Regions from separate parts of the Mus musculus genome. Here region 1 is linked to region 2. The links are chromatin loops, found by intact Hi-C in ENCODE. Cell type or tissue: gastrocnemius. All regions are shown on one strand.

Evidence for each region. Hi-C counts contacts between places; a loop is a spot of excess contacts. Peaks named below come from ENCODE experiments on the same cell type or tissue, not always from the same donor. Only the 100,000 strongest peaks of a DNase experiment are listed, where the experiment ranks them.
Region 1: a loop joins it to region 2, with 8 times the contacts of the local background. A loop is called at or near these places in 17 of 42 quality-filtered maps.

The regions. Positions count from the first base shown.
Region 1 is chrX:153,358,400-153,360,899 of GRCm38, forward strand. Klf8 (Kruppel-like factor 8) reads left to right here and starts at 1,214. Exons shown (of 8, transcript NM_001357183.1): 1 at 1,214-1,310; 2 at 1,443-1,565; 3 at 1,897-2,084. In gastrocnemius, no CTCF peak of the experiment used is centred here; DNase peaks (open chromatin) are centred at 1,091, 1,307, 1,648 and 1,996; H3K4me3 peaks cover 1,628 bases; H3K27ac peaks cover 1,063 bases.
Region 2 is chrX:153,154,018-153,156,517 of GRCm38, forward strand. The region is part of intron 6 of Rragb (Ras-related GTP binding B); the gene reads left to right. Among named protein-coding and RNA genes, the nearest start is that of Rragb, 15 kb to the left of the region's middle. In gastrocnemius, a CTCF peak has its summit at 1,467 (motif pointing right); a DNase peak (open chromatin) is centred at 1,495.

The DNA of each region.
Region 1 (2,500 bases), 200 kb after region 2:
GTGAGTGGTGAGTTTGAGGACAGTCTAAGCTGCATTAGCCTGAGCTCTATCATAAGATTACCTCCTATTTCAAACAAACAAAAAAACAACAAGAAGAAACATAAGCTGGGGATCCAACTGAGTGATAGAATGCTTGCTTAGAATACACTAGGCCCCGAATTCAATCTACATTACTCCCTGATGGGACATAAAAATATAGTGCTACCTGCTGTCTAGGGTTGTTATGAGGAATAAAGGAAAATTGAGGACTATAATGGTACCTGGCCTAGTGAACTGCCCATATGAGGTGCTGAAGACATGGAACCTATTATTTCTTTTGCTTGGCTGCTCCTTCTGTTCCTCCGCTTTGTTTCTCCTCTCTCTCTCTCTCTCTCTCTCTCTCTCTCTCAGAATTGTGGTAGGGAAGAGGCACTGGAAGGAGGCTGTGGTTGTCTGTGACTTCCTGGGTTTCCATTAAAATGAACTAGAGACAGACTTTAAGGCAAGGACAAGGAAATGCTGGAAAGATGGTGGCTTCTATTCTACGGACCCAGTTCTTCGGGGATGTTAGCCAATGCTTAGCTGAGAGGCGGTCTCAGGGGGTTGAGAACTCTATTCTTAGAGAGCTGGGAGACTCAGAAAGCCTTCCTGTTGCCAATCCGTGATCATTTCATCTTTACCTAGTTTCCTCTCACCTCCTATTGCTAGAAAATTCACCCAGCTCTTCTTTCCTCTTAAGCTTCATCCCTAAAAAGACACTGTGACCCCTCTGTCTTTGCTAGTGTCACATGTTGCCATGGAGAACTGGGAGGGTTAAAAAAATCCATTTACTGTTACCATCTTACTGGCACTCCCCATTCTGCTTCCCTTTCTCCCTAGAAATCTCTTACTCCCAATCACCACACCCTTCCCAACCTCCCTTGGAGTGCTTAAGTCTGGGTGGATAGTTGACCAAGTAGTGTGCCTGAAAACCCCTGCTGGGGACTAAGGATGCACCGAAAAGGCTTTCAGTCATACCTGCAGCTGCAGGAGGCCAACTGAGACGGCCGCCAGGGGCGAGACTGGCTCCTGGCTCCTAGGGCCCGCCCCACCCCCTCCTCTGTCCCTCCGCCTCTTCTGCCCCACCCATCTCTACCCCCTCCTACTCCACTCCCCTCTAGCGGCCACTTGTCCCTTTTAAGGAACTCCACCCTAGGTGGAGTCCTCATAGTCGCACCTCTCTTCTGGGCCTAGTCTGACACAGAAAGAGCTATGTACTCCATCTGCTCAGATTGCCTGGGGAGAGCACCAGGCTTTGACCCGCGGGTGCGGTATACCAGTGGGGCGGCCAGGTACCACCGAGAAGTCTCTCAGGCGCGGTCCTGCGGGAGTGCCTCCCACTCGCGTTGGAGTCCCTGCCCTGGGCCGGTGTTTTCCTATATGTTTCGACCAATCGTTGGCGTCTTTTCCTCCTTTCTTTTTAGGAAGGCGCCGGGTGTGCAGCACTAACCGCTGCGAGGAGGGGATCCTCTGGCGCTGTCTCCTTGTGGGTCTTCACTGACTCCCCCTCTCTCTCTCTCAACTTTGCGTTCAAGTCGTGATCTAAGGTTTGGGTGCTTTGCTGGGACCCCGCCCGTGCTCTCTAGGCGAGGGTTTGAGGAGTTCTGAGGTGGGTGGAGAATGGGCTTGGCCGGAACTGAATCGGTTGAGGTAAAAGGGGAACGCAGGAGCTTCAGCGCTGGCCACTTCGCCCCGGAGAAGCCGCTGTATTTTTAGCACAGGGAAGGCTGCAGTGGGAGGATTCTTTTTAGGAAGTCGGCTCCACCGCCCCGATTCGGGGCTTGGATGCTTGAAAGCTTTGTTTCCCTTGTTCTGAGGGTGGCCCAGCTGGGTCTAAATCGACTCCCTCCCTTTTTCGTTTTCCCTATCCTTTTCCAGCCTGGAGAAAACAGGGAGGTGGGGGACCAAGGAAGAGAAGGCTAAAGCGTGTTACCAGGCGCGCTGTCAGACATGGGCGGGTGCAAGGGGAACAGCTGCCTTGAGATCAGCTCTGGAGTATGAGTCTCTGAGAGGACTGCGTGAGCTCCGGACACTTCAGGAGTCGGCAGCGGCTGGAGGCATAGGCGGTAAGTGACTTGGGAAAGGACCACTCTTTCAGTCTTCAGTCAGGGTTCTAATCCCCGCACCCCGCGTGCCAACCGCACACACCCACTTGGCTTTGGGTTTTAGCAGTGAAGTGGGATGGGGGAGACGAGTAAGCGGAAGGGGGTAAGAACATTATGTGGAATCAAATTCAACTCAATGGAAAAAGACTTCCCTTAAGGATCGCGGAGACTAAGAGGAAGGGTACTTCAGGGGGGGCTTGTGGAAGAATTGAAAAGGGACACGAATGGATAGGTATGTCTAGTTCAGTCTGTCCTGTCTAGGTGCTCTCAACCCTCCTTAAGTGGTACGGTTTGTTTTAACCCTGTACATGCAAAGTCTCTGTGCGAGAGAAGAGGATTTGGAGGAGCACTGAACCCACTTACGTCACCCCCTCCCT
Region 2 (2,500 bases):
TTTAGTTTCTTACCTGGCTGTCCCGGTACTCTCTTTGTAGACCAGGCCGGCCTAGAACTCATAGAGATCTGCCTCCCAAGTGCTGGGATTAGAGGCATGAGCCACTACTGCCCAGCCCTTGGCTTGGAGCCTTAAGGAAAGCCTTATACTAAAGGATTTTTTTGGTGATAGCATTTGTCAGAAAAACATGTTCCATAACACATATGATGTGTCAGATCCCATGGAGCTGGAATTACATGTGTGCTGAACAACAACAAATGAGCTCCTTTTGAATGTTTTAATCACTTTCAATTTCCTTTACTGTTTTTTAAATGTTCATATACATATCCTCGATTATACATTAATATGTATGTTTGAGTTTTCCAGAGAAACAGACCCAGTCAGATGTGTTTGTGTATAGAAAGACAAAGACACATTTCATTTAAGGAATTAGCTCACTTGATTCTGGAAGCCACATCTAGAAGTAGTTTGAAATTTAGAGAGCTGGGAAGATGGGCTAGAGACCTGAAAAGAAGTATATACATAAAGGAGAGGAAAAAAATAAAGTATCCTTATTTTCAGATGATGTGTTTCTTTACATAAAGACCCTAAAAACTCCACCAGAAAACTAAAGCTATAAATTCATTCAGCAAAGTAGTGGGATACAAAGTTAACAGAAATAAATCAGTAGCCTTCTTATACACAACAGGAAACGCGGATTCCTATATCAATAGATGAGTTGGTATGTAAGTACATTTGGTCTTGTAGTTGTAATTGCAGTCAGAAACTTCTTAAGTATGTGGTACCCCACTTTCTAATAGCCATGTCTTCTATAGAAACTGAATAGGTAACCTGAATGGAATTGTGTCGGCGTCCTTCCTATACTTGAACCAACCTTCTCTTTCATTCAAGAGGTTCTCTGGATTTACGAAATGGTACAAATCTGGATGGATACCAGTTGAACAGCCATGATATTTTATGATTCATGCTAGGCTTTTGATCATTTGACCTAAATTACTTCATTTATGTAGATGAAATAAGAATGTAGTAGATATCCCATCTAGTTCATTTATAGGGGCACTATGATCAACTAGCCAAAACTATAGGTTTCTGTGAGTTGGTACTTAAGTTTACCCTTCTTGTCTTTGATGGTAAAATGTCTTCACATTGCCCATTATTCTAGCACCCACTTCCCCTTTATTAGGCTTCCCAATTAAGTGGTAGCAATTACCACTGTAAGTTTTGGCTTATAGAAGAAAGTGATCAGAGAGCTGGAGGAGGTTAGGGGTCCTCTTACACATCTGTTTCTCATTGGCTTTGTGTTCCCAGTATTGATGAATGAATAGATTGTAGACTAAAAACCTTGAGCATTGTCATCTCCCTAAGCGTTTAGATTCCTTCCTATGTAGTAGTAGATCGATGCAGCTCTGACATTTTTTTAAAAGGACTTTTATGTATGAGTGCTCTATCTGCTTGTACACCTGCTTGCCAGAAGAGGGCAGCAGATCCCGTTACAGATGGTTGTGAGCCACCATGCAGTTGCTGGGATTGAACTCAAGGACTCTGGAAGAGCAGTGCACTTAACTGCTGAGTCATCTCTCCAGCTTCACAGCTATGGCATTTTAACCTCAGTTAGTACAGGTTATGTTTTCATTCATGTCTCAGCTAGGAACTAAACAAACAGAGTGCCTTCTTAACCCTTCACCTACAAATCCTCTGCTTATTGCATCCACATCAATAAAATTGTCCTGAGCCATTAATATCTATTCTCATAGTTATCCCTGTATTTTGGTCTACATTAGAAAAATCATATAGTTCTTTTAGAGGCTGTATATTTCACCTTTAGAAGTCTTCTGATTCTTGAATCTGTATAGTGCTAGGAGCAAAGGGCTGTGGTAGAAATGAATCAAGTCTCTTCAAGCTACCTCCATGGAGGCCACTTTAGTTTCTTTTTTTTAAGGAAAAGCTGTATTATTCTTAGATAAAAATGTAGTGGCTGCTTCTATGGGCAAAGAATTGAGCATTTAGGCACTCCCAATTTCCTCAAGCTTTTACTCGATGAGACCAGTTCCATTCTCCAGAATCATGTTCCCGCCAGTGTCATGCTTTCTAAGCAGGTACCACATGGAGATGGGCATTCAATTTGCACTGTAATTTTTGTGCTCATGAGATGAGAGTCCAAGTTTACTTTGCAGCAGTATCAAGCCTGTGGCTGTAGGAAGTAAAGGTATCTTTCTGGGCAAATATAGGAACTTCAGGTCATCTGTATTATCACTCATCTGGATACTCAAATCTGAGCTCATCCTTATCATTGTCCATTTTATACAGCAAAATTAGGATCAGCTACCAAATCCATTCTACACATTTTGACAAAAATAGCCACATAGATGCTTGCCAGAACATTGTATGATTCAGGATCTGAATTCCACATCACCCCCAGGCTCTCTTGAGTGTTCTCATTACTTCTTGAAATTGCATCTTTAACTCTAATCAGAATCAAAATCACTTCAGAAAACTCATC